Linked DNA regions of Homo sapiens: regions 1, 2, 3, 4, 5 and 7 are each linked to region 6. A link is an interaction called in ENCODE POLR2A ChIA-PET data of the cell type or tissue named here. Cell type or tissue: CD4-positive, alpha-beta T cell. All regions are shown on one strand.

Region 1 (4,000 bases), 70 kb before region 6:
CAAAAACGCTCACCTCACATAAATTATTTTACTCCTGTATCCAAACTATGCACCCGGTCATTTAAGGAACTGAACCAAACTGTTCCAAGAACGCCTACACAGAAAAGTTTGGTTCCCCCTGTCTGAATAAGAATAGCTTCATAGTGAAACACCCAAGAATGATCAATTAAAAAAAAATAAATAAAATAAAAATAAAAAATAGCTTCATAGTTTACTCAGAGCTTTCCCCCTCCACAAATTTTCCTTAAATTTAGATGCCTGCTACCTCTTTTCTGCTAGCAGACAATAAATTAATAAGTAAACTACTTTCAGCATAAAAACTCTGAAAACAGTCAATCATGCTCATCTGGATTCTGTGACAGAGATGATGATTTTTCTATTATAGCCACACAATGTATGTAAAGAGTAGTCTTTTCTTCTAGGAAACTCAGGCCGTGTTCATATAATAGAATTAAATATTGCATTTTGAGGTCTTCCCCAAATTCTAGTATCCCACTAACACTTCCAGTCATTCTAATAACCAAACATTTTGTGCAACACTGAAAAAGATAAGGCTGTCCCTTAAATAAATGCTTTACAGAAATATTCTCTCTCCTGAAATTTCCTAGGAAAAAAAATCAAATACTTAAGTTCTTTATCTCAATATCCAAAAACTGAGTAACTCCTTTGATTAAACAAAGCTCACTAAAACCAGTGGTTCTAGAGGGCCACATCAGAATTAGGTGGCAAGCTTTTCAAAATACAAACTCTGGCTGGTTACACTGGCTCACATCTGTAGATCCCAATGCTTTGGGAAGCTGAGGCAGGATGATCTGCTTAAAGCCAGACAAGCTTGGACAACACAGCAAGACTCTGTCTCTATTAAAAACAAAAAAAAAACAAAAAAAAACAAAAAACATGGTGCACACCTGTACGAAGCTCCAGCTACTAGTGAGGTTGAAGCTAGAGAATCACTTTAGCCCAGGAGTTCAGGCCTGCAGCAAGGTACAATGGTGCCACTGCACTCCAGCAAGCAAGCAAACAAACAAAAATACAAACCCCCAGGCTCCATTCTAGAAATATTGAACAAAAATGTCTAGGGCTGGGGTACAGACATTTGCATTCAGAAAAAGTTCAAGTTACTCTAAAGCACACCCTTGGCCGGGCGCGGTGGCTCACACCTGTAATTCCAACACTTTGGGAGGCAGAGGCGGGCAGATCACCTGAGACCAGGAGTTCGAGACCAGCCTGGCCAACATGGTGAAACCCCCGTCTCTACTAAAAATACAAAAATTAGCCAGGTGTGGTGGCAGGCGCCTGCCGTCCCAGCTACTCAGGAGGCTGAGACAGGAGAATTGCTTGAACCCCAGAGGTGGAGCCTGCAGTGAGCTGAGATCGTGCCACTGCACTCCAGCCTGGGCAACACAGCGAGACTCTGTCTCAAAAAATATAAATGAATAAAAAAAAAAAATACAGTTATGGCAAAAACAAACAAAAAAAAACAACCAAAAAACCAACGGATTTTTGGCTTCTCATGAAGAACCTGATAATTAACCAAACCATGACTGTAATCACTTCACGGCAATGACAGGCTGAAGCTTAGTAGCAATTCCCTCTATCTATCTCTCTTCTGTGAGAGCATGCACTCTCCAAAGTGCCACAATACCCACCATCACTCATTTACATCAACTGTCTGGTTCCTGTGGGTTTTCAGTTTGTGACTACTGACATAATCAGAGAAAGAACATGTAACACTTTACTTCCTCTATTAACAATAACAAGGCTGGATGCGGTGGCTCATGCCTGTAATCCCAGCACTTTGGGAGGCCAAGGTGGGCAGATCACTTGAGGCCAAGAGTTTGAGACCAGCTTGGCCAACATGGCAAAACCCCGCCTCTACTAAAAAAACACAAATCAGCTGATAGCGGTGGTGCACACCTGTGATTCCAGCTACTCGGGTGGCTAAGGCAGGAGAATCACTTGAACTCAGGAAGCAGACGTTGCAGTTAGTTGAGATCGTGCCACTGCACTCCAGTCTGGGCAACACAGTGAGACTCTGTCTCAACAAACAAATAACAAAAGATCTAGATAATACAGATATTTGCATTAACTATTTTCCATTCCATTTGGATTTTACTCCAAAAATGTAGTAAAATCCATTAAAAAAAAAAAGTAATCCTAGAGACAGAAATAAACCCATTAAAGTTTAAAGGCATATCACACTTGAGCCTTTATCCTTTCAAATATGTTAAACTGGCCCAAGCTGAAACCCCCACCAAGAATACAAGATAACATTTGAGTTTTTACTATGTCCCAGGCACTGTTCTAATGCTGCTTATGAATTATCTCATGTAAACCTCCCAAGAATCCAACGATGTAGGTATTTTTATCTCTATTTTACAAGGAAGAAATTAAGGCACAAGAATCTATTTGCCCAAGACAAAGCTATCGTTGACCCCAGCGGCCAATGCTTCTAGAGTCTAGAGCCTAGAGCTCCTAGAGAAAGAACATTGCCAATTAAAGGAAAATGACCTTGCATTCACTATAAATGGGGAACCTACAAAACCAACAATTGGTACTACAGATCCAGCACTATCAGGGAAAGACACTTCTCTGGCAAATATGGGAGTTCTAGTCATCAGAAATAATCTCTTTTATGGAGTAAGGATAATTTATAAGGTATACCCATGGCAAAGATGAAATTTACAACAAAGATTAACCTTTCTCCTTTTTTTCTTTATGAATGGACTTATTTATACCCACTGCAGGTTTTTCTTTTTGATATATTTAAAAAGAAAAATGAAATAGTGTTATATAGAAAAGAAACCTTTAACTTTATCCTTAATTTTACTCTGTCCTCTATGCTCAAAAATCTCCTAATTAATAATTCAGATTCTCAGATACAAGAAGTAGCCTTATAATACACCCAGTAGTCCAATCAATGGACAGACATATATTCTGACACTGTCCAAACTGAAGTTCTATACACTGATATACTGTTTTACATATCTTAACTTTTGTGATCTCTGTGAACTCTGGGTACAATGACAAAACTTAGTTTTCTACCCAGAAAAGTAGTGGATATCCTGAAATGTGGTCAAAACGTTTACAACTCCAGGCAACTGTCAACTTTAAGACTATCTGAAAGACTATGCAAGCTTCCCAAGACATTTCCAATTTGCTGCTAACTCCAGACGTAAATGGGAAGTAGTTTTTTCCTTTCCACTTCATTAAACTCCTTTGTATCAAAGCCAGCAAACAGCAAAAACAATAAATATTTGTTAGATGAATGGACTGTATAGTACTTCCTACTTTACAAAGCATTTTTTCATACATCCTCTCATCTAACCTTCACAAAAATACTAGAAGAGCCAGGGATTATCACACACAGTTAAACTGAATGAAAATTTTTGCCCTAGATAAGAAAAGAGGGCTGGGAAACGAGGCTGGGTGGAATTCCAGGAAGAAGAGATTCATTAGCCTAGTGTAACCTAATAACATATCCCAACAAAACTATCTGGAACCTTCTGTTTTACAGTATCCTCCCTAGGATAGATCTTTGATCAAGCCATTCCCTTGGTTAGAACATCATATCCTCTCTAAGGCCGGGCACGGTGGCTCAAGGTCTGTAATCCCGGCACTTTGGAAGGCCAAGGTGGGCAGATCAACTAAGGTCAGGAGTTCGAGACCAGACTGGCCAATAGGGTGAAACCCCCGTCTCTAATAAAAATACAAACATTAGCCAGAAGCGGTGGCGCATGCCTGTAATCCCAGCTACTCGAGAGACTGAGGCAGGAGAGTCGCTCGAACCCGGAAGGCAGAGGTTGCAGTGAGCCAAGATCATTCCAGCCTGGGTAACAGAGCAAGACGCTGTCTCAAACAAAAAAAAAGAACATCATACCCTCTCTAAAAATCGTATCTCCTTTTCTTCCTAAAAATTGTTGCTCAAGCCTCACCTGCTTTCACAAGACTGCCGCACACCCTTAAACTCTTTATTAGTATAAAAACACTTTAAAGGCCG
Region 2 (4,000 bases), 130 kb after region 6:
TGATTCTCATGCCTCAGCCTCCTGAGTAGCTGGGGCTACAGGCATGCACCACCACGCCTGGCTAATGTTTTTGTGTTTTTAGTAGAGAAGGGGTTTCTCTGTGTTGGCCAGGCTGGTCTCCAACTCCTGGTTTCCAGTAATCGGCCTGCCTTGGCCTCCCAAAGTGTTGGGATTACAAGTGTAAGCCACCATGCCCTGCCTCTATCTCCATTTCCCCTGCCTCCAACTTTGATAGAGATGCAGTGGTGCTTTGAAGTCTGAAGTACCATGGTTGCTGGAAGCAGATCCGTGGTTAGCTAACTGACAGCGAGGTTGCCTCAGTTCCTGGGGAGGTATAGATGACTTTTGAGAATGTCAGACTGAAGAGTCCTGGAGCATTCTCTTTTGGAGAATTTCTCCCTCTTTCCCTCTTTTTATTCCTTCCTTTTCCTTTTTTGTAGTTAGTACTGCTTCTGGGGAAGTTAAGATGTCAAAGAATCTGTGGGACAACCCTGGTGGCAATTCCCTCTTACCCATATACCAGGGGCCTGAATCAATTTCTTGACCCCTACTATGTGACATTACATGTGAGGAGTTGTCAAAGACAGCCAGCCAAGTGGCTCTAGTTTTATTTTTCCTTGATTAACCTTGTGCTCAGGGCCTCTCTCTGATTCCCATGGCTGCTATATCACTCCCAGAGGCCATACCGGCACCTGAGAAGCAGAGCTCTCCTTTTGGTCCCTGGACCCAATTCTGAACATAACTTTTCTTTGCATTCCCTGCACACAGCTTTGACAGCCTGGAGCTACTGCTGCTGCTGCTTTTTCTCTTTCTGCTCCTCCTCCTCCTCTTTCTCCTTTCTTTTTTTTTTTTAGATGGAGTTTCCTCTTGTTGCTCAGGCTGGAGTACAGTGGCACAGTCTCGGCTCACTGCAACCTCCGCCTCCTGGATTCAAGCGATTCTCCTGCCTCAGCCTCGCGAGTAGCTGGGATTACAGGCATATGCCAGCATGCCCGGCTAATTTTTGTATTTTGAGTAGAGACGGGGTTTCATATGTTGGTCAGGCTGATCTCGAACTCCTGACCTCAAGTGATCCGCCCGCCTTGGCCTCCTAAAGTACTGGGACTACAGGTGTGAGCAACCGTGTCCAGCCTCTTTCTCCTTTCTTAAAAAAATTTACTATATGCAAATTTACTTCAGCATTGGTTTCTGGTATATATATTTTTTGCTACAGTAATTCTTCTTTGACTTCAGTTTGGAGGCACTGCTCTGCCTTTTTTCTTTCTAGTTCTCTGCCTGTATCCTGGTGCAGTCATCATCTTGTCTCCTACTTCATGGAACATTCTGACCCCCTGCTCTTAATTCAGGCAAAGCATGGATTGAAGTCTGCTCAGGCCCTTTGGACAGAACAGAGATAGCTGACACCATGAATGACATAATTTTTCAAGTGAAACCTGCTCCTTAGGCTAAAGAAATGTCCTGTTCCCATTCTTCCTTGTAAGTACTTATAGGGTGGCTGTAGAATTCACCTACCAGGAGTGGCTCATCAGTTTATAGGCCGCAACTTCCATTGAGTTCAAGTTATTTGGCCCAGCTCATACATTCAGTCCTAACTTTTGTGAGTTTATTAGAATAGCTTTAGAATAAACTATTTGGACTTTGACTTTTTAAAAGTCTAAGCATGAGCTTTGGAGTCCAACCTGGGTTCAAATCCAAACCTTGCAATGTACTAAATATATGGCCAAGTGATTTGGAGACTCACTTTCCTCATCTATAAAGTAATGATGACAATAAGATACTCTTTGCCATGAACAAGCCCTAGGCTAGTGAGAGACACAATTATGTAAACAGGCAGTGACAATAGCACATTTTAAGGGCTGTAATGGTAGTATGCATAGGTCCTGTGGGAGTTTCCAGAGGAATCAGGATGCAGTGATCTTATATGTACTGGTGTAGCAGAAGCCATATTGTCAGCCAGCACGCAGGCAAGGGTACCAGTTCCCAGACAAGCTGAGCTACGTATCAGTGAGAGTAGGCATAGTTTGCAATCTGTCCCAGTACCTTAGCCAGATACAAGATGAGGCAGCAGCTCCCCCAGATGGTACCCCTCATGTTTCCAGGAAAACCCGACGGTGGCTTGCTTTGACAGATAGGGAAATTCTTTCTCACTAAGCAGGCTGTTGTTTTCCTTCCCCCCTCTTTGTTATTGAGTCTGCTTTGTCTTTTCTGGATGGTAATCCTGTCGATGACAGGGATGAGATATATTTGTAAGACTTGTTTGTATAGATGTCTATATATGTGTATATGTCTATATGTGCCTTTGTGTTTGTGTTTTTTTTGTATGTGTGTATACATCATTTTGTGCTTGTGTGGGTATGTGTCTTTCTGCATTTAGATGTGTCTGTGTAAGACAAGAAGTGGAGGGAGAAGAGGAACACTGAGCCAAGGAAGTAGGGGCTGAAAGAAAGCCCATAAATGAGGTTGAGGATCAAGGAGCAGGTTAGGGACAAAGGGTTTGGCCTGAGGTATAGGACACAGGACCTGGAAGTAAAAGCAGAGCCAGAAATGTAATCAGCAGCCCAAAGATGCTGTCAGTCTAGGCAGAATCTGGGCCCCACAGAGTGGTAGGCAGAATGCAGGTATCACCTAGCAGCCAGGAATGGTCAAGCTAGCAGAGAGAGAAAAGCCATGCTTCAGAAATTAAAAACTTCTGACTCTTCCTGTCTAAGGAGGAATTGGCAGCTGGCTCCCAAGGCCCTGCTTCCCTTCAGACCTAACTGGTGTTTGTGTTTGTTTGACTATATATGTATTTTTTCAAGTCCTTCTGTGCATGTCTGTGTCTGCATATGCCTCACATTCAGTGTACTTGTACTTCATAGCATTAAGAAGAATTGTCTGATTCACTTAAGTTCAGTGAGTTTCCTTTCATTTCCTTTCATTCATTCTTGTGTTCTTCTCCTCACTTATAAATACCTCCTTTGAAATCTTTCTTACTTTTTGATGTGCTCCTTGCCTTCTTTCTCTCTTTTTTCTTCAAACATATTTAGTGTGTGCTATGTGCTGGATGCTGGATATGCTTTGCATATTCATTTAAAGACTAATAAGATGAATTTACTACCTAGAAAGGTCTCACATATTACTGAGGCAAAAAAAAATACATATTCAATCCCCATAGATATTGTAACAAGAGATGAGCCCTGCATGCTCTGGAAGTACAGAAAAGAGTTAATCCATCTGAGGATGATAGGAAACACTATCCAGAAAAGGTATTGCCTGAGATGAATTTTTGGAGATGAATAGGGGTTTACATGGGGAGGGGGCTGAGCATGATACATCATGTGGAGTAACAAGTATGATGTCCTTGGGAATCTGTGGTCAGTGGTTCTTTTAACTTGAGCAAATGTAATAGTGGGGCAGGGAGGGAGAGGTTGGGAATAAGATTAGAAAGGCAGGCTGTAGCCAGATTTGTGTGCCATACTGAGGAACTTGGATTTCATCCTAAAGTTGAAAAGCTAGAAGTAAACAGAGCTGGCCCTAATTCTGACTGAAGGTATGTCAGGAGCAGGTTTTGCAGAGGAGGTGAAGTTGGAACTTGGTTTTTAAAGATGAGCAGGAGTTTACTAGATGAAGAAAGGAAGAAGAGCATTCCAGGAAAGGGGAACTTAACGAGTAAAGGCAGGAGGCAAAAAATATGGCAACTCTGGGAGACATCAAGTAGGGAAGTATCTAGAGAATAGTTATTTCATCTATGAGATAGGGACACCAGTAACATATACCTTCAATGGCTGATGTGAGGCTTGAAAAATATCCTTTGTAAACCATAGAGCTGTGTGCAAATTTCTATAGTTGTTGTGTTATCCAGTTTCTTCTAATTTTTTGTCAGTACCCAACATGCATCAGGCCTTCTCAGGTATAGATCCACATAGGCATACACCTCAGCAGTTTGGCACTGGCTTGATGAGAGGCATGCCCTCTTTTATCTAGCCACTTGGTGTCTTGAGGAGGCAGAGGTAAGATTAGA
Region 3 (4,000 bases), 96 kb after region 6:
GGATATTGCGGGCAGAGGGAACATCATGTACAAAGCCACAAAGTGAGCCTTGCATATTTATGGAACTGAAAGTAATTTAGTATGGTGGGAGTGTAGGGTATATGTGAGCTGGTGAGTGGCAGGAGATAAGGCTAGAAAATGCTATAGAGACAGCCTCTTGAAAAAGTCTTGCATGCTTTTCTAAATTATATTCATTGCAAAGGCCAAGTATTCCCAGTCTTGGGGATTTGAATCCCTGAAAGGGGTCCTTGAGGGGTGTCTCATGAATCCATATTATTTCCTCAGTCATTTTTCAACCAGTGGTTAGTAAAAGCACACCTATCATTACATGGAGCTCTTTGGAATTCCTCACTGAAAAAAGTTAGGCATCACTGTTAAGGGAGTTTGGGAACCCTGTGAAGGATTTTTTAAATTAAAATTTTTATTGAGATGATTATAGATTTACATGGAGTCCTAAGAAATAATATGGAGAGATCACTGGAAAACTTTGCAGTTTCCTCCATGGTAACATTTTGGACAAGCTGTAGTATATCATGGCCAGGATATTGACATTGACATTGATAAAATCCACCAATCTTGTTCAGATTTCCCAGTTTTACTTGTACTCATCTATGTGTATAAAGTTCTATTCCAACACCACAAAGATCCTTCCTATTCTTTTATAACCACTCCCGTCTCCTTTCAACCCCATTCCTCATTCCTAATCTCTCTCTGCCTTCCATTTCTAGAATTTTATCCTTTCAAAAATGTTACATAAATGGAATCACAGAGTATATAACCTTTTGGAATTGGCTTCTTTCTTTTTTTTCTTTTCTCAGTTCAGTTCCTTGGAAACTCATCCAAGTTGTGTGTATCAATAGGTCATTCATTTTTTTTTTTTTTTTTGAGACAGAGTCTTGCTCTGTTGCCCAGGCTGGAGTGGAGTGGTGCGATCTGGGCTCACTGCAACCTCCACCTCCTGGGTTCAAGCGATTCTCCTGCCTCAGCCTCCTGAGTAGCTGGGATTACAGACATGCACCACCACGCCTGGCTAATTTTTGTATTTTTAGCAGAGACGGGGTTTCACCATGTTGGTCAGGCTGGTCTTGAACTCCTGACCTCAAGATCTGCCCGCCTCGGCCTCCCAAAGTGCTGGGATTATAGGCATGAGCCACTGTGCCTGGCTGGGCATTCCTTTTTATTGCTGAGTCATGTACCATTGTACATAAGTACTGGAGTTTAACCATTCACTTGTTGAAGAATATATGGGCTGCTTCCAGTTTTGGGTATTACAAATAAAGCTTCTGTGAGCATTTATGTACAGGTTTTTGTGTGGGCCTGTGAAGGATTTTATTCAGAGGGCTATCTAGTCAGATTTGAATTTTATTTTATTTTTTTGAGAGAAGGTCTCGCTCTGTCACCTGGGCTGGAGTGCAGTAGTACGATCATAGTTTACTGCAACTTCAAACTGCTGGGCTCAAGGGATCTTCCTGCCTCAGCCTCCTGAGCAGCTGGGACTACAAGTGCATGACACCATACCCAGCTAATTTTTAAATTTTTATTTTGTAGAGACAGGATCTTGCTTTGTTGCCCAGGCTGATCTTGAACTCCTAGCTCAAGTGATCCTCCGCCTCAGTCTCTCAAAGTATTGGGATTACAGGCATGAGCCACTGTGCCTGGCCCAGATTTGAATTTTAGAAAAATTGTACTCACTGCTTGGTAGAGGATGAGTTTGAAAGAAACTAGAACAGAGACAGGGCGAATAGTGAGGAAACTGTTGTAACCCAGGCAAGAGATGTAGAAGCCTGAACTGCTTTGGCATAGAGGTATCGCCCTCAGAAATCAGATCAGGCTTGTGCAGAGGAGGGAGCAGGGCTATGGAGCCTGGGCTGCCAGGAGGCTCAGGTAGACTTCATTCTGGATAGTCTCCTTTCAGGGAGGACACTCTGCTACCCCAGCTGAGAAAGGCATCCTGTAAGGAAGGGCTGCTCTTCAGCTGCAGGAAGAGAGTCAGAACCTGGTTCCTAGAATGATCATCTTGACTGCAACATTGTTTAGTAGATGCTGTTGGTTATCTTCTCCCAAGAAAAGACAAAGAGGGGCCAGTTATCTTTCTTTTATTGTCTGAGTGGAGGGTTATATGGGGCAGAAAGATAATGAGAAGCTCTCTCTTAGTTCATGTCTCTTTTGGAGCCCAGGAATGTGTTCTCTTTTAACCAGCCAGCAAGAGGCCTGGGAGGTTTCAGTCTGTCCTCTTGTTACTATGGAAACTGGAATCCACATTGTTTTTACCCCATGCAGTGGTGTGCCTGGTTCCTCAGTGTTTATATTTTCAAGGCGTTTATCATTGTGCACTTAGAGCCGCTGTGATTGGGACTGATTGTTGGGAACCAGCCTTACTGATTGAACCCAGAAGGGTATAATCTTAGAGGGTCCACTGATAGGTTGGACATGCCCCCTAGGTGTTGTCCTTTATCTGGGTAAGTCCTTGGGTGCCCACTCCAACACTTTCAGCAAACTTTTCCCAGCAGAAAGCCATTTGAGGTGTCTGTAATTATTTTTTTGGCTATCTCAGACCCTGATGAGTGCTGGCTAGGGCACAAGAACGTTTGGGTCAGGCGCCAGTCAGATAATTTGGGGTAGCTTTTGAACAAGTGTGTGTTGGTTTAATTCTTCTGGGGCCGTCTTTCTTCTTGGAAGCTTTAGTATATAAAGACCTGTGGTATGTGGGACTCCAAACCTGGGATAGCAAATCTTCAAAATCAGTATGCACCTTTCAGTTGTCTCTAGACCAGATATTGTGCTGCCCAGCACTGGGCTAGACACAGGGGAATACCAGAAGAATCAAAGACTCTCTTTGCTATTGTTGGGAAGGTAAGACTTCAGGGCCAGGCTCAGTGGCTCATGCCTGTAATCCCAGCACTTTGGGAGGCCGAAGTGGTGGATTGCTTGAGCCCAGGGGTTCAAGACCAGACTGGGCAACATAGTGAAACCTCATCTCTACAAAAAATACAAAAATTAGCCGAGCACAGTGGTGCATGCCTGTGGTCTCAGCTATTTGGGAGGCTGAGCCTGGGAGGTGGAAGCTGCAGTGAGCCATGATCTTGCCACTGCAGTCCAGCCTGGGTGACAGAGTGAGACCCTGTCTCATAAATAAATAAATAAATAAAATAAAGTCTTCCAGGTTAAGCAGAGAGTAGAAAACTGATGGATGAACAACTAACATTTGTATAGAGCTTTACTATTTTTCAAAAGACTTGACTGATTTTTTCAGGTAAGAACATTAATCCTTAGGAGTAGTCAATGTATAGGAAAGTTGGAATTCAAAGACCCATATTTGCTACCTCTGCAATTCAATACATATTTCAATAATTAGGGATTGGGGAAAAAGGGGATCCTGGAGGCCAGAGAAATGTGTGTTATTGTTTGATTTCCCAGTGCCTTTGCCTAGTTCAGCTAGTTCAGTCATCAGCAAAAGCTGCTTGAAAGTGTTAAATAAGTGTTGAAATGGGTATTCCAGCATGTGAACACTGATCTGGGAGTCAGTCAGACACTTTCAATTCAGTCAGGAAGGTCATAGAAACAAAAGGGCAGGCAAATAGGCTGTCTACCAGGAGTCTGAAGCCCTATGGGAAACCAAGGAGTGGGCAAAGGGTATCATAACAGTTGGACAGCTCCTGCATCAGAAGCCCATGTTATTGAGGTCAAGGCCTGCTTGGTGGTGACTAGCTGTAGGGATTAGCCATTTTCTTCTGGAAGGAGGCTTCTTGTGAGATCAAAATTTGAAGAAAAGAATGCTTAGAGGAGGAGGAAGGTAGAAATGGGACACAGAAGGAGTAGCTGAGTGCACCCTGGAGGAGAGATAGCCAGAGACTTCTCTTCTAGAAGATGATTAGGTTTAGCAGAAGCATATTCTTTTTCCCTTTTTGCTCCTCCCAGCATGGTGTACCAGAGACTCAGTTCTTCTCTAGTGATTCTTAAACTTTATATTTAAGTTCTAATGAGAAAGAGGTTTTTGGCT
Region 4 (4,000 bases), 200 kb after region 6:
ATCACCCGGGAGCCTCAGGGCTCTTTTAGCCTCCCCTGGGTTATCCATATACAGCTTATTTATAATAAAAATGGTACAGAGGAGAGGCTGATTGCCATTGGCCCCAGCCTCATCTCTGGGATGGCTCCAACAGCTGTTGTTTCATAACTCTTTGCCTACTTTACACGCTGAATATGCTAGGGCTTGGGCTGGGAGTGGGAAGGGGATGGAGTACTGCTTGGACTTCTTGTCATGTCAAACTAGTGCCATATGCCATTCAGTCATTAATCCATTTACTTATTCATCCAACAAATATTTACTGGGTACCTGCTCTGTGCCAAGCACTTGTGCTGGGTGCTAGGGATAAAGATGACAACAAGCTGTCCTTGCCCTCAAAGGGCTTACTATCTGGTAAGTGCTGATTATGTATAATCTGTCATCTTATTATGTAGGTGCATCTGGTTTTGAGCTTCAGCAAAGGGGAAAGGGGAAGGTGAAGCTGTTGGAATGCCCACACTTTGCAGTCTCCAGCCACAGAGCTACTGAGCACTGCTGTCCAGGCCTAGCTGAGCTGGCTGTTCCCTCCTCTGCTGCCTGCAGCCTCTTCTTCACAGCTTCTCTCTGCTCTGGAGAGAGTAATAATCTTAATGTTTGTACCTCCCTTTATAGAGTGCTTTCCTACATATTATTTCAGTTGATTCTCACAACTCTGGGAGGAAGAGTATCCCAACCTTTGGGTGAACAAACTGAATCTCAAATATTTTATAATTTATCCAAGCTGGTAAGTGGCAGAGCTGGGATTTGAACCCAGGTCTGTCTTGTTCTAAATGCCCTGCTTTTTTTCACTGCATCTTCCTCTTGTGCCATGTGGTTAAAGATAGGCTTCCTTTCAATATTCAGTTTAGTTCTATTTTACAAAACTTCACTAAGCACCTACCATGTGCCATACTCTCTGGTGGGCCCAGAGGACAAAGAGATGTATTAGACCTGACCCCTGACTTGAGGAACTCCATGTTTAATGGAAAAGTAGATGACTGACCACTAAGATCCAGGATTTAGGTTTCTTTCTTGCTACCCATAGAAATAGCAATATTGCCTTGTGGATCCCTGGACCATTTTCCTCATGGGAAGGATATCTTTGGCTTGGATTAAAACTGCAAAGCATAGGATAAGAAGTCAGTTCTCAGGTCACTGGTTCACTTAGCTTTTTTGTGGCTAGAATTACAGCCAAGACCAGGTCCAGCCAGGCTGGGCACAGGTGTAGGGGATGTCAAGCTGTGGCACCTTAGTGACAGCAGGAAGCATGGGGCCTTCAGTGCTTGGGGTGAAGTGAGGGTGGTTCTAGGCCCATCACTAGCTCACATGGTATAATGAGAATAATCTAGCAGATTTGAGTTCATTCTCTGGCTTTGCCACTTACTTGTGTGTGACTTTGGGCAAGTTACTCAACTCTAAGTCTCCATTTTCTTATCTAGAAAGTCGCACTAGGCCGGGTGCAGTGGCTCACACCTGTAATCCCAGCACTTTGGGAGGCCAAGGTGGGTGGATCACGAGGTCAGGTGATCGAGACTATCCTGGCTAACATGGTGAAACCCCGTCTCTACTAAAAATACAAAAAATTAGCCAGGCGTGGTGGCAGGTGCCTGTAGTCCCAGCTACTCGGGAGGCTGAGGCAGGAGAATGGCGTGAACCCGGGAGGTGGAGCTTGCAGTGAGCTGAGATCGCGCCACTGCACTCCAGCCTAAGCGACAGAGCGAGACTCCGTCTCAAAAAAAAAAAAAAAAAGAAAGTGACACTAATAATGGAACTGAGTTCTTAAGGTTGTTGTGAGGACTGAATGAGGTATTGTATGTAAAGTATCAGAACAGTAGCAGACACACAGTAGTTGCTTAGTCAGTGTTAGCTCCTTTCTCATTTCTTTCATTGCTTACAAGTAGATAGCATTCCAGTTCATAGGTTTCTTTGAGAAATAGACTGTAGAAAAGACGACAATGTTTATTCTCATTAGTCAGACGAACTGCAGCACAAGTGTTTCAAAGAGGAACCCCAAGAACTCCCAGGCTTGTAGGAAGCATCTGATTTTACATAAGTTTGCACAGTAGGAAACTGAGGTCCTCGGGGAGGAACAAAGCAACTTATGATCAGACAAATGAGTCACTAGTAGAGCTGAAATGAGAAGCCAGATCTCCTAACCACTCCCACACCCCATCACAGTGCCTCACTGCGTCTCTTACTGGTGGGCTTGATTGCTTTCCAAGGCCAGAGAAGGAAGTAGCTGTTCCTGTATGCTCAGACAGGAGTATAAATCACACTGTGATGTCAGAAGCTTCTTTTCTAGCTGGAGAAATAAAGCTATGCATCAGAAAAGAGCACCAATCTTATAGAGTAGTATAGAATTAAGTGCTTACTTGTGGGACCTAGACCAGTGGTTTTCAACCTTTCATATCTTTTACCCCCCTCCTCTTATATCCACTGTGTTCCAGCAGAAGAGAAACAAAGTTCCATTTTTCCTAGGTCATTTTCTTGTTCACAGGCTTTCTCTTATTAAAGTTATCACTGACAGTATGGGTGGAGGTCATAAAAAATTACAGTAATTTTATTGGAGGTAACTTGTATTGCAGTGACTCAAATACAAGCTAACAGGACTAATTCCATTTTTGTCATCAGTGGTTAATTAAAATTTTTTTTCCTTTTCTATATTTCATTTCAATAGCACATTAGCAGGTTTATATATAATGACAGTGAGTTTAGATTAGGATAATTCATAAATCCCAGAATCACTGGGTCATATGACATGACAGTTTGACCTGGGCTGCACAGGAAATGCATTTATAAATGGTAGGAGGTGGGGAAAATATGTAGAGGATAAACCCTGGAAGGAGAAGCACAACAGAAAATTTAGTTGGGTGTGGGAATGGTCACAGACAGGTAATCCTTAGAGGATAGGGTGCTTAGAAGTTGGTGGATATGGGGAGAGGGCTGAACAAATTCTTGGTAAATGTTATGTGTCTCTCCATATACCCTGTTGAGACCCAACTGGTATAGACTCTGTGTTCTAGAGTGCAGAGGGGAGCAATCACCAAGAGCTAGAAGTGTTCCTGGGGGAGGCGGGTAATCCTACCAGGATCCTTCCTGGCTTTACTGGGAGGGAACTGATCTGCTACTCTTTGCCTCAACAGGCTGGCTGTCACCAACACCACCATGACAGGGACTGTGCTGAAGATGACAGACCGGAGTCATCGGCAGAAGCTGCAGCTGAAGGCTCTGGATACAGTGCTCTTTGGGCCTCCTCTCTGTGAGTCTTGTGTTGAGAAGGGCTACTGCTGTGCCATGGAAACCAAAGCTGTTGTAGTGGATAGGCTAAGGCTAAGGCTCTGGGTCTCCTAGGCACACCTGCAAGATAGCACCTATACTATTTCCACTGGTATTAAGGTATGAAAGAGTCTTACATTTTAGTCCAGACACGTAGCAACATGCATTCATTAAATACTTTAAGGAAATATCTGCATTGTGCCAATGCTGTGCTGGACCCTGTAGGAAGACCTGGAATGAATCATGTTCTGCCCTGAAGGGACAACATGAGTGTTCTGTAGAGGTACACAGTACTTCTGAGGCCCAGATGAGGGCTAGTGAAGGTATCCTATAGACAAGGTGACATGTTACCTCTGCCTTTAAGGGTGGATAGAGCTTTATTCTATGGAGGTGGCAGAATAGGACATTCTAGGCAGAGTAAACAACCTGAGCAAGAGTACAAAAGCTAAAATATGAAAAGTATGCTCAGGGATAGAAGTAACCCCCTATGGGCTGAAAGCTTTTTACCTGTTACCTACTTCTATATTTCATTTCAATAGCATATCAGCAGGTTTATATATATATAATGACAGTGGGTTATTGTAGACATGTAGAGTGCATGAACTGATTAATGAACATCTTTGTATTATTGAATGACCAAGGAGGACTAAGTGGGTTTTCACTGAAGCAGTAGACACACTCAGGCCTAAGAAAGGGTGGTCTCTTCAGC
Region 5 (4,000 bases), 50 kb after region 6:
AAACTGAGGCCTAGAGAACTGAAATAATTTGCCCAAACTCACATGGCTAATAAGTGGTAGAGGTGGGATTCGGGCCCAGGTAATATGTTTTCAGTGTGCTTGTTCCTAATCACTCTGGTTTACAGTTTTAAGCAATGAGAAGTCATTATAGATTTCTGCCTAGTGAAGCAACTTGTTTGTAAGTATTGTGATGCAGGGCAATTTCCCAAGCCTTGATGGAAGGCAAGAAGACCAGCCACAGGGTGTTGTAGCAACCATCCCAGTTGCTTTGGAAGATGTATAAAGGTCTTGGAGTTATTTCACAAATTACTTCCTGAGATGGCTCTGTCAGTTGGCAGTCCTACCTGTCAGCTCAGCCCATTTTAGAAATCATTTTCCAAAGAATTTTAACCTTAAGGAAGCTCTCCTCTTTCTATTGAACAGGCTGTACCAGGCATAGGGGCCCCAGGAACCAGGTAGGAAATAGCTCTTGTGGGGTCAGTCCATCTGGAAGCATTTGCAAGAGGGGAAGTTGAAACTATTGAGACTTCCTGTTGTCATTAGAATTTGCTCTCCTGCTATAGGGGGAGTATCCCCTGTTAGGACTGATAGTCTGGTTGCTTATCTTGAGAGGCTGGGCAAGTGGGTTGGGGTGCAGAGATGTGAAAGACATAGTCTGTGTCCATGAACAACCTGCAGGTTACTGAGACACCCATAAACAAGTGCACTCTGTACAGTGTCACAAGTGCTACAATAGAGGTACATAGAAAATGTCCTGGGAAAGGCTGGGCTTGGTGGCTCACGCCTGTAATCCCAGCACTTTGGGAGGCTGAGGCGGGTAGATCACGAGGTCAGCAGTTCGAGACCAGCCTGACCAATATGGTGAAACCCCATCTCTACTAAAAATACAAAAATTAGCTGGGTGTGGTGGTATGTGCCTGTAATCTCAGCTAGACAGGAGGCTGAGGCAGGAGAATTGCTTGAACCCGGGAGGCAGAGGTTGCAGTGAGCCGAGATCGCTCCACTGTACTCCAGCCTGGGTGACAGAGTGAGACTCTGTCTCAAAAAAAAAAAAAAAAAAAAAAAGAAAATATACTGGGAGAGAAAGGAAGGAGGGTCTAAATACTTAGCAATATCAAAGATGCCACCCTGTAAGGATGACCAGGGTTGTGCCAGACAGAGTGCCCTGGAGCATATTCTGGGCAGTGTGACTGTGGAAGTGCATGGCATATTCAGTGAATGACGAGTTGTTCCCTGAACTGGAGTGTTGGACTACTTGGAGGGAGTGGCACGAGATGAAGCTGGGTGTGTGTGAAGGGCCAGATCCCGAATGACCTTGTATTTTATGGTAAAGAGCTTAAATCCTATTGGAGTTAAGCTTTACCGTCGATATTTAAGATGGGTGTGACATGACCAGAGTGTTTTTTTTAGGAAGACCTCTTATATGCCTGTGCTTAGAATGTATAGATTATAACTAGAGGCAGGGAAGGCAGCCAGAAGATTTGCAGTAGCAGATGATGAGGCTGGAACAAGGGTAGTGGTCATGGGGGTTGATTTAAATTGTGTGACGGAAGGATGAAGGAGGCAGTGTTAGGTGACTGGGCATTACTGTGATGCTGTTAACACATGGAATACAAGAGAGAGAGCCGGGGAAGTTAATGCTGCTCTTGAGATGGTTATGGGTGATATCCATGAGAAAATATCTGGTAGTTGGGGGAGAAGACATGAGTTTTGGAGTTCCTGAGAGAGGTAGGAATAGACATGAGAGAATCATGAACTCTAAGAAATAGTAGAGACTGTAGAAGTAGATGAGATCACCTGAGTAAAATTTATAAAATGGGGAAAGAAAGGGGGTTAAGGATAGAGCAGAGAGGAACTCTGATATGTGTGGACAGAAAAGTTAGGGAGGGAGCCTGAGGAGGGGCAATCAGAGAGGCAAGAGAAAGTACTGTCTGGGAAGCCAGGAATGAGAAAAGTTTCTAAAAGAAAGCAATAGTGTCTGTTGCAGCAGAGAACAGGTAGGGTGAGCCTGAAATGAGGCTACTGAGTCATTGGTGACCATGGTGACAGCAGTTTCAGTGGAGGGGTGGGGACAGAAGCTAGACTGCTGTGGCTTAGGGAGTCAGTATGAGGCAAAGATGTAGAACAAAAGACTTTTTTGAGAAATATAGTTGCGAGGGAAGGAAGGAAAGAGGGTGGTATTTTGAAGAGGCAGCAGAGGAGGCAGGTTCAAAGATTTTTTTTTTTTTTTAAAGGTGGAGGGGTGGAGTGGAGACCTGAGCTGGTATAGGTTGTGGGGAGAAGAGATTGAGAAATGTAGCCAGTGAAGGTGCCACATCTCCCTGAATACTTCATACTATTGTGGGAGTCTTAAACTGTGCTGCTCTGCTGAAGCCTGCGGTCACTAGAGCATGGGGCAGACAAGGGAGACCTTGTCATTCATAAGTAATCATTGCACCATTTATTGAGTAACCGCTGCATGCCAGGCATTTTTCTAGATACATTAGACACATCTCTGATGCTCACCACAGTTCCCAGAAGTGAGTATTGTCCCTATTTTCCAAATGCAGAAACAGATGAGTTAAGAAACATTCAGCTAGTTAGTGGTGGAGCCAGTTTCAGCCAGGTTTCTGGAACTGCATGATGTATTCTTTCTGCTTCCCAGTGCTATTTTTTTTCCATTAAATGGAGCTTAATGTTGAAACTCTAAAGAGGGCCCTTGCAGGGGGCAGGGTGGGTGGCCTAGAGGGACAAAGGTAGAGTTCTGGGGCTAGTGCTAGCCTGGAGGGAACATGACTTAATATCTGGGATGAGGGAGGAGGGTCTTGGTCTGGCCTTGCTCTACCTTTTCTTTACTTACCAGTGGCTCTGGTGGTTTCAGGCTTTTACTCTATTTTTCTGCATCTTTCTGTAACTTCTTACCAGGGCCCCTGAGGCCCTAGCTGCTGTGTGCTATGGACTGTTACAGAGGAAAAAAAGAATCAGCTTCCAGGCCCAGAGGGGCTTATCCTTTTTGACAAACTACTCGTGAGGAATTGCTGAGCTGTAGGATGCACTCTCTTTGGCACAGTGGTAGGCTTCTTCCTAAGTATTTTTATTTGAGTTGAATAATTTTGATTCAGTGGAAAGAGCAAAACACTGAGAATTAGAAGACATGATTTCCAGTCTAAGAGATGAACTAGGTTACCTCAGGCGAGTCATTCTCCCTTTGCATATTTACTTGATGTAAGGTAGGGACTGTGTTTTACTCATCCTTGTATCCTGAGCAGCTAGCATATGCCCTGACTGAATAGGTGTCCTGAATAAGTTTATTATGGAGCTAGTTAATCTGCTCTTCTATTAAATGAGAAAATTGGACCTTTTGATTTCCAAAGATTTGCCAATTCTAAAGCGTATTGTTCTGTGAGGGCTTATGATGTTTTAATTATAAAATAATATATACTGTCACTTAGCACCTACTATTTGCTAGGCATTGTGTGAGGTTCTTTACATATTTATTTTATTTAGGTGATTTAAAAAAATTTAAATTTTGTCTAGGTGCTTTAGAAATACTATGGTCCCTTAGGCTATAAGCTCCATGAGGATAGTACCAGTGCCTGTTCACTGCTGTAACCCTAATGCTGAGCACAGTGCTAGGCATGTAATGGATGCTCAGTAAGTTTTTGTTGAATAAAGCAATAAGTAGATGTCTTACCATCGATAAGATAACAATCTTTTAAGATAGGTACTATTAGTACCATCGTATAGATAAGAAAATTGAGGGTAAAAGGTCACAGAACTAGTAAATGGCTGAGAGAGAGAAGATTCAAACCTAAATCCAACTCTAAAATTGGTACCTTTACTACTTAACACCAGCGTGCCTTCACTTATCTGATGTTTTAATTGCAAATTTGAAAAGAAGGACAACAGTAAAGAAGGATACAAGATCAGAAAATCAAATTTTTCTTGAGGGGTGGGGACAGGGTTAGAGGTTGGGCACTGAAGTTTAGAAGTTGGCAATTATCTCCAATACCTTAAGAAT
Region 6 (4,000 bases):
CTGGGCTGCAGACATGTTTTCTGTGGCCTATATAAGGTTTTATCCTTTTAAACGAATTGCTAATATTTTTTTAAAAAGGATATGTCATATGAAAGTCCAGATTTCCATCTTCTCTCTCTCTCTTTTTTTTTTTTTTTAATTGAGACAGGGTCTTGCTCTGTTGCCCAGGCTGGAGTGCAATGGTGTGATCATGGCTCACTGCAGCCTTGAGCTCCTGGATTTAAGCGATCATCCCCCCTCAGCCTGCTGAGTAGCTGGGACCACAGAAGCCAGATACCACTCATGGCTAATTAAAAAAATTTTTTTTGTAGAGATGGGGGTCCCACTGTGTTTCCCAGGCTGGTCTTGAACTCATGGGCTCAAGTAATCCTCCCACTTTGGCCTCCCAGAGTGCTGGGATTAGAGATATGAGTCACTGCACCCAGCCCCATCTTCTCTTAATGACACTCCAGCAATACTAGGCCCATCTTTCTGCCTGCTCTCCACAGTCCCCACCACTCCGTATTACTCCTACCTACTTTTCTTAATTGAATTACCTACCTGCCCATTTTGCCATTTGAATTTAAGACCCCTGGCTCAGAGAATAGGTCTAGGAGAACCTAGGTAGGGTTTCAACTGTTCTGGTCAATTTTCCAATATTCCGGTATTAGTTTTTAGTATCTGAGTGTTCAAGTGAATTAACTCATGTAATCCAGCTTTTACAGAGAACTTACTATGTGCAGGGTCTATGGCTGGGTCCTAGTGTCACAGAGATGAATAAGGCACAGTCTCTGACCTGAAAAGTGGCAATCACTATCTGTTGGGGGAGGGGCAGACAGATGTAATGGTCCAATTTTGGCCACAGACTGATTTTGAAGGGGTGGGCAGAGTAAAAGTTTCTAAGGAGACACATTGAGCTGTATCTGGAAGAGTAAGAGACCAGCTACATGAGGAACTGGGAGCAGGCGAGAGTGTTTCATGCAGAAGCAACAGCAGATACAAAGGCTGTGAGGTGGCTGAGTTTGACGTGGTTAGGAACTTAACGAAGGCTAGTGTGACAGGAGCTTAACAGAGCCGGGAGAGTGGTAGTAGGTTACATTAGCCATGTATTTTTATATCAACGGCCTAACCCTTAAGCCAGGCAGCTGTTGGGCAAATTCGTGTTCCCAGTCTTCAGGGGCCTTGCTCAGAACAGGTAGCTGGTTTAGCACTGTCAGTCAGAGGAGGGACTGGGCCTGATCCTTTCCCCTGCGTCTGGTGCCAAGGACAGGGTAGGGCACAGAGGTTTCAGTCAAGATCTGCTGACAGCACGCTTGAGAAGAGAACAGGAAGTGCAGGCTTTGTTGAAGGAGGCTCAGGCGTGGCTCTGTCTTCTTTGGCGCACTCATTCTCAAGTCGCTGACACCTCCTCCACCAGAGAGGTAGCTGGGAGAATGAGATGCAGGGAGGAAGCATTTACAGGCCCCACCGAAAAACCTTAAAGGGCTGAGAGCTTGAGGGCAGGTAGGAAAAAGGGCTGTGAGAGCTAAGGGAGGGCATCCCACTTAGCTTGGAGGGGAAGGGAGGCGGGGTCGGGAAAGCAGATGGCACCCTTTAGCCCAGACTCAAGGAATGTGTAGGGGAATTTTAGCTAGAGTGGTTTGGACATTTCATTTTGCTTTCTGGCATCATCATTTCCTCAGAAAACACTCGCAGGCCCCAGTGGCCCTCGTGGGCCTCCCCCGGGGCGGGTCTTAGCTTCACTCGGCAACCCTCTGCAAAAGAGCAGGCCCTCCCAGGAGCGCCGAGTCCTGTCTGCAGTTTGCTGATTTTCCCACCAGGGGCCGCTGCGCATGGGCGACGAAGCGCGCGGGTTCCCAAGCCGCAGAGAGGCGGAAGCCGATTGGTTGTCAGGCGAGGCGCGAGGGCGGAGCCTGGGAACTGGCCGGGAGTTGGGGGCTGGGAGCTCGCCCCCGGGCCGAGCCGGGTCAGGCTGTTGTCGCCTCAGGCAGCTCCTGGGAGGCTAACGTCGTGTCCTGGGCCTCTGTTTAGACAGCTCTAGAACTGAGGCGAGTGGAGCAGCACCAAGGCCCGGAGATCGGGGCAGGGCAGCTGCTGTCGCCGCCGCCGCAGGCCTGAGTTACCTGAGTAACTGCGGGTCAGGGACCCGCCCGACGGCCCGCGGTTGGCGCTGGAGACTCTCGGTGGGGAAAGGGAAGCTGGGACTTGATCCTTTGCGCGGGATCCTGGCAAAGACTAGCGCGGGCCGGGGGTCCGGGAGAGCCCGCTAGGGGCGGGGATTCCGGGGAGCCGTCTTCACCGGTTATTCCGGGATCCAGCTGGGCGCTGGGGCTGGCCCGGGCTTCGCTGGGGACCGGGCGGCGCGGGGCGGGCGCGGAGACGCACGCCCCCGCCCGCCCCGGGCCCGCCCCGCGCCGCCCGCCCGCCTGGAAGCCGCTGTCCTGGGCCTGGCCGGTGTGCGTCCGCCTGCTGGACCTGGGCACCGCCAGCCGCCTGGGCACGGGACTGGGCGGGGGCGCTGACCTCGGCCTAGGAGGCCCAGGATCCCGGAGACGCCCGCGCCCTCAGGACCCTGCGGGTCGCACGCCCTCCCCAGCTTCTGCTGCTCGCCGCTCTTCGGCAGGGCGAGGTCAGGTGCCCCCTTCTCGCCTCTCTTCTCTTCTCTTCTCTTCCTCCTCCACTTCTGTGCCCGCGGAGACTCCGGCCGCCCCCTTCCGCAGGGGTGTAGTAATCTGCGGAGCTGACAGCAGCCCCGCAGCCACCCTGCCCGAAGTCTCCGGAAGCGGCACGAGCTCAGGCCGCCGCAGCCCCGGCGGACCCACTGTTGGACCTGAGGAGCCAGCCCTCCTCCCGCACCCAAACTTGGAGCACTTGACCTTTGGCTGTTGGAGGGGGCAGGCTCGCGGGTGGCTGGACAGCTGCGGAGCCGCGAGGGCATCTTGCCTGGAGACCGTCGGCTGCACTCCCGGGCTCCTGGCTTTGCCTCTGGGATCCCGAGGTGTCCACATCAGACGCATGTTGACTGAGACCTAGAGTCATGGATGTATGCGTCCGTCTTGCCCTGTGGCTCCTCTGGGGACTCCTCCTGCACCAGGGCCAGAGCCTCAGCCATAGTCACAGTGAGAAGGCGACAGGAACCAGCTCGGGGGCCAACTCTGAGGAGTCCACTGCAGCAGGTAAGGCCTTGCTGCGGGCTGGACTGGGCTGGAGGCTTTGGCTCAGGACTGAGTGGCCCGAAGTGGGCAAGTTGAAATCTAGGTTTGTACATGTGAGGTTCATGGAGGATTCACACATGGCACTGCCTGTTCCAAGTAGTTCAAGAAGTTCTTTCTGGTCAGTAGTCATGGCAAATGCCTGTATCTTTCCTGAACAACTTTCCTCATCCCCCGCACTCAGGATTTTTTTTGTTGGCAGTAAGAAGAAGCCTTTGGGGCAACTTGACCTTTTAGATCAGCAAGGAAAGACCCCATCTTAGGCCTACTTGTCTGGAAGAATGGCCTGGTGAGATGATAAGTTCATTGCTCCTATTCGGTTTTAGTACTGAGCAGCATGGGGGAGGTTGGGGCCACTTATGTTGGAAAGGGAAAGTTAAGGCTGGGCCACCTCTGTTGCCTGAAAGCCTGGTGTTCAGGTGTGCCTATTCCAACAACCGTGGGAACCCTAGTCCCACCCTTCCCTTAGGTAGTCTTGTCTCTTTGCTGTGCGCATTTGAAATATCCAGGCGGTTTCTTAGATGGAATCCTATTTACAACTAGGGTGTTAAATGGCCTTTTCTTGACATAGACATGATATAATTCCTGGGACCACTTGTTGACTTATTCTGTTTCTTCTGACTGATGAGGGTGGGAATTCCATGCTACAGGTTTTTTTTTTTGTTTTTTTTTTTTTTTCCCTGAGTCTGCTTGCTAGGGAAACCATGCTACTTTTGATCTGTCATGGTTTTTCCTATGCAGTTGTGAAGGCTTATCAGGCAGCAGGAGCCCTGGTATACTTTTGCAGTAGAAAGGAACACTTTTATGTT
Region 7 (4,000 bases), 110 kb after region 6:
CTCAGCTGAGATGTTATATTTCACTGGGGACCTTTCTTGGATAACTCCAGGTCTCAAACCTGTTCCTTTTTTAAGACTTCACATTTCCATAGTCAGGCGCAGTGGCTCACACCTGTAATTCCAGCACTTTGGGAGACTGAGGCGGGTGGATCACCTCAGGTCAGGAGTTTGAGACCAGCCTGGCCAACATGGTGAAACCCCGTCTGTACTAAAAATACAAAAATTAGCCAGGCGTGGCAGTGGAGGCTGAGGCAGGAGAATCGCTTGAACCTGGGAGGCAGAGGTTGCAGTGAGTCGAGATCAAGCTATTGCACTCCAGCCTGGGCCTGGGCGACAAGAGCAAAACTCTGTCTAAAAAAAAAAAAAAAAGACTTTACATTTCTGGCCAGAGCGTCCATCCCTTACTCCTCCCTCACCTCATCCCCATTCTAGGCCCCATGCTATTTTATCTCTTGAACTTCATGGTCCTTGACCAAATTTGAAAATCTTCCCAGGGCTAGTACTCTCAAGTCTTAGTCTTTTGATCCCTTTCCAAGAATGAGGGTGGATTCTAATCCCATCAAGAGTAGCTGCAGAATTTGCTAGTCCTGGCTGAGAAATAAGAGGTGAAGTGGGAGAAATTCTTCTTACTGATGGGGCCCCTGCTGGTAAAACTTGGCAATTTCCAATTCGTCCTATAGGGATGAATTACTGTTTAGTGACGAGAAACAGAAAGTGGTTGGGAAAGTCGAAGCATTAGATGGACAGTGGATATTGGTGGTGGGAATTGGTGGGTTGTATTCAAGAATTCCCTTGACTTTTTGGGAGATATGGTTTTTTAATTAATTAATTCACACATTCTTCATTCATTCATTCATTTAGCCAGCACATACTGATTTCATACTTGACAGGGTAGATGGTAGTGGTAATATTATAATGGGCCCTGGGGGATAGAGTGAGTCAAGCTTGGTTCTTACCACTTGGATGTGGTATGTGAACAACTCATAACATGAGAATTAATATAACAGAGCTATGCACAAAGTGCTTTGGAGCATAGAACAGTGAACAGTGAATGATTAGCTCTGCCTGGAGAAAGGTGAGGAGATTTGGGCAGGAGGGAAAGGACTTTGTGTTTTTTTCTGCCAATAGCTATCAAAGTGTAGTCTTTAGACCATGGCGGGTGGCAGCAAGGCCTTTTCAGGACATCCAGAAGATCAAAGCCGTTTCATAATAATATATTATTTGCCTTAAAAAAAACTATGTATACCTTTGTACTGATGTTGCAAAAACAGTGGTAGGTAAAACTGCTGGCACCTTAACACAAATCAAACCAGTGGCACTGAACTACTAGTAATGACTGTATTCCTCACCTCCACACACTGTCAGTTAAAAAAAATAAAAGTTTTCAACAAAGAAGTAGAAATCATTAATTTTATTGAATTGCATCCCATGAGTTCATGCCTTTTAGTATTCTGTGTGATGAAATATAAGTATGCATAAAGCATTTCTGCTGCATGTAGAAGTTTGATGGTTATCTCAAGGAAAGCACTTGTGCAATTGAGTTGTAAGTTGACATACCTCTTTTTTTTCAGGCAGCACTATCATTAGTTGAAAGAATACTTGATAGATAACTATGGTTATTCAGTATTTGGCAGAATTTTCTTGTAAATAAATGAAATGCATCTTCTGCTTTAAGGAAAACAACTGGTAGTATTTGTTGCCAATGATAAAATTCCAGCTTTTAAGTGAAAACTGGATTTTAGAAAACTTGTATCTGTCACTGTGAAATTGACAGTTTTCCTGGATTAAAAGCTTTTCTGATGAAATCAGTGGTGATATTAATAATTGTGGCTATTTTGATATTGTATAAATGAAAGTGTCAACATTTGGAAGCTCTGCACTAACTCCTAACCAATAGTTTCCAAATGACAAGTGCATCATGTTACAAAGTCATGCATGTATTAAAGATCCATTCAAAGTGTAAGATAGACCAATGGATTTTAATGTTAGAGGGTACAAAAAGTTTATTCATATAGTTTGGGATTTCACATTGCAACTAACCTTTAAGAAACCTACCGCTTGTTGAGTTTGGGTATAGTCTCGTATAAGGTATCCACAATAGTCTGACTAGTAAAATATTCCTGTCTTTTCCAACTGCATATCTATGTTTTGATCTTTAGCCAAAACAACACATCACAATAGGTTGAATGTAGCTATAAGATTATGTCTGTCTTCTATTAAGCCAGACATTTAAAAGATTTGCAAAAATGTACAATTCTACCCTTCTCGAGATTTTTTCAGAAAACAATTATTTTCCATAAAAATATTATTTACATTAATATGTAAGAGATTTGTTATTGTTCTAAAATAAATTAAAGAGAGCCTGGAGAGCAGTAGCAGCCTGGCTGTCATCACCATGTCCCTGAAAGGTGATTTTTTTTTTTTGGAGACAGGGTCTCACTGTTGCCCAGGCTGTAGTGCAGTGGTGCAATCACAGCTCATTGCAGCTTCAACATCCTGCACTCAAGTGATCCTCCTACTTCAGCCTTCTGAGTAGCTGGGACTACAGGCATGCACCACCATGCTTGGCTTTTATAGAGATGGGGTCTCACTATGTTGCCCAGACAGATTTTGAACTCCTGGGCTCAAGCAATGCCTCAGCCTCCCAAAGTGCTGGGATTATAGGTAGTGAGCCACTGTACCTGGCCCTGCAGGCTGATTTTGACAGTGTTGCAGAAGATGTGAGGAAGCTGAAAACAAGACCAGATGAGGAAGGACTGAAACAACTCTATGGGCTTTAGAAACAAGCTATAACTGGGGACATTAATATTGAGTGTTCAGGAATGCTAGATTTAAAAGGCAAGGCCAAATGAGAAGCATTGAATTTCCAAAATGGGATATCAAAGGACAATGTGATGAGTATATATATATATACATATATTTTTTTTTTGAGACAGAGTCTTGCTCTGTTGCCCAGGCTGGAGTGCAATGGCACGATCTCCGCTCACTGCAACCTCCACCTCCCGGGTTCAAGCGATTATCCTGCCTCAGTCTCCTGAGTAGCTGGGATTACAGGTGTGCCCCACCACACCTGGCTAATTTTTGTATTTTTTAGTAGAGATGGGGTTTCTCCATGTTGGTCATGCTGGTCTTGAACTCCTGACCTTGTGATCCGCCTGCCTCGGCCTCCTAAGATGCTGGGATTACAGGCGTGAGCCACTGCGCCCGGCCAAATACCTGTATTTCTAAGCAAAGGAGCTGATAGAAAAAGGTTGAATTTAGGATAAAGCATAGGAGAAAATTGTCCTTTGGAAGCCTTCATACTGGTATCATGACCTAACATTTAGTGGGGGAAATGCACTTTTAACTCTATGTATCATCTACATTTTTGCTGTTAGCATGAATTGTAATAATTAGGAGTAAATTGAAACTACCTAGTTAACTAAACTGTGGTTACTTAAACTAGGTGTCTGTAAAAGTTCTTTTAGAAAAGTGTCTTATATTTTATTTTTATAGATTTAGGGGGTACAAATGCAGTTTTGTTACATGGGTATATTGTGTATTGGTGAAGCCTGGGCTTTTAGTGTACCTAGTGTATCCATCACCCAAATAGGGTACATTGTACCCAAAAGGTAGTTTCTTGTCCCTTACCGTCCTCCCCCACTCCTGGCAACTTTTCGAAGTCTCCACTGCCTCCAGGGACTCTCCATGTCCCCCTATACACATTGTTTGGCTTCTACTTGTAGGTGGCAATATGTGATGTTTGATTTTCTGTTTCTCAGTTGTTTCACTTCAGATAGCGGCCTCCAGTTCCATCCACGTTGCTGCAAAAGACATGATTTCATTCTTCTTTTATGGCTGAGTAGTATTGTGTGTGTGTGTGTGTGTGTGTGTGTGTGTATAAAAATAATATTTTCTTTATGCAGTCATCCATTGATGGACACTAAAGTTGATTCTATGTCTTGCTATTGTAAATAGTGCCGCAACAGACATGAGTGGTGGCTATCTCTTTATATAATGA

What was found. ChIA-PET counts read pairs that join two places held together with the same protein. Peaks named below come from ENCODE experiments on the same cell type or tissue, not always from the same donor. Only the 100,000 strongest peaks of a DNase experiment are listed, where the experiment ranks them.
Region 1: POLR2A ChIA-PET joins it to region 6 with 14 read pairs; 18 of 35 experiments call an interaction of 5 or more read pairs at or near these places.
Region 2: POLR2A ChIA-PET joins it to region 6 with 15 read pairs; 18 of 35 experiments call an interaction of 5 or more read pairs at or near these places.
Region 3: POLR2A ChIA-PET joins it to region 6 with 18 read pairs; 15 of 35 experiments call an interaction of 5 or more read pairs at or near these places.
Region 4: POLR2A ChIA-PET joins it to region 6 with 24 read pairs; 23 of 35 experiments call an interaction of 5 or more read pairs at or near these places.
Region 5: POLR2A ChIA-PET joins it to region 6 with 27 read pairs; 21 of 35 experiments call an interaction of 5 or more read pairs at or near these places.
Region 7: POLR2A ChIA-PET joins it to region 6 with 14 read pairs; 16 of 35 experiments call an interaction of 5 or more read pairs at or near these places.

What each region holds. Positions count from the first base shown.
Region 1 is chr11:3,783,717-3,787,716 of GRCh38, forward strand. The region is part of intron 1 of NUP98 (nucleoporin 98 and 96 precursor); the gene reads right to left. Among named protein-coding and RNA genes, the nearest start is that of NUP98, 12 kb to the right of the region's middle. In CD4-positive, alpha-beta T cell, no CTCF peak of the experiment used is centred here; a DNase peak (open chromatin) is centred at 1,655; H3K4me3 peaks cover 541 bases; H3K27ac peaks cover 2,421 bases.
Region 2 is chr11:3,983,034-3,987,033 of GRCh38, forward strand. The region is part of intron 2 of STIM1 (stromal interaction molecule 1); the gene reads left to right. Among named protein-coding and RNA genes, the nearest start is that of PPIAP40, 91 kb to the left of the region's middle. In CD4-positive, alpha-beta T cell, a CTCF peak has its summit at 2,097; a DNase peak (open chromatin) is centred at 2,068.
Region 3 is chr11:3,949,267-3,953,266 of GRCh38, forward strand. All of the region lies in intron 1 of STIM1 (stromal interaction molecule 1), which reads left to right. Among named protein-coding and RNA genes, the nearest start is that of PPIAP40, 58 kb to the left of the region's middle. In CD4-positive, alpha-beta T cell, no CTCF peak of the experiment used is centred here; DNase peaks (open chromatin) are centred at 35 and 2,255; H3K27ac peaks cover 3,881 bases.
Region 4 is chr11:4,056,123-4,060,122 of GRCh38, forward strand. It overlaps STIM1 (stromal interaction molecule 1), which reads left to right. Exons shown (of 13, transcript NM_001382567.1): 5 at 3,159-3,274. Among named protein-coding and RNA genes, the nearest start is that of RRM1, 37 kb to the right of the region's middle. In CD4-positive, alpha-beta T cell, no CTCF peak of the experiment used is centred here; a DNase peak (open chromatin) is centred at 2,099; H3K27ac peaks cover 262 bases.
Region 5 is chr11:3,903,155-3,907,154 of GRCh38, forward strand. The region is part of intron 1 of STIM1 (stromal interaction molecule 1); the gene reads left to right. Among named protein-coding and RNA genes, the nearest start is that of PPIAP40, 12 kb to the left of the region's middle. RefSeq lists an enhancer at 425-719 and a silencer at 425-719. In CD4-positive, alpha-beta T cell, no CTCF peak of the experiment used is centred here; a DNase peak (open chromatin) is centred at 2,077; H3K27ac peaks cover 1,700 bases.
Region 6 is chr11:3,853,255-3,857,254 of GRCh38, forward strand. It overlaps STIM1 (stromal interaction molecule 1), which reads left to right and starts at 2,410. Exons shown (of 13, transcript NM_001382567.1): 1 at 2,410-3,155. The coding sequence starts at 3,017. It overlaps STIM1-AS1 (STIM1 antisense RNA 1), which reads right to left and starts at 2,324. Exons shown (of 2, transcript NR_183662.1): 1 at 2,103-2,324; 2 at 1,069-1,404. MIR4687 (microRNA 4687) reads left to right here and starts at 2,808; the gene lies at 2,808-2,887. RefSeq lists enhancers at 1,386-1,455, 1,665-2,610, 2,826-3,035, 3,186-3,265, 3,276-3,325 and silencers at 1,796-1,845, 2,326-2,385, 2,446-2,605. In CD4-positive, alpha-beta T cell, CTCF peaks have their summits at 1,787 (motif pointing right) and 1,991; DNase peaks (open chromatin) are centred at 1,337, 1,807, 2,297, 2,617 and 1 weaker place; H3K4me3 peaks cover 3,164 bases; H3K27ac peaks cover 3,504 bases.
Region 7 is chr11:3,958,598-3,962,597 of GRCh38, forward strand. The region is part of intron 1 of STIM1 (stromal interaction molecule 1); the gene reads left to right. Among named protein-coding and RNA genes, the nearest start is that of PPIAP40, 67 kb to the left of the region's middle. RefSeq lists a silencer at 382-676. In CD4-positive, alpha-beta T cell, a CTCF peak has its summit at 669; no DNase peak of the experiment used is centred here.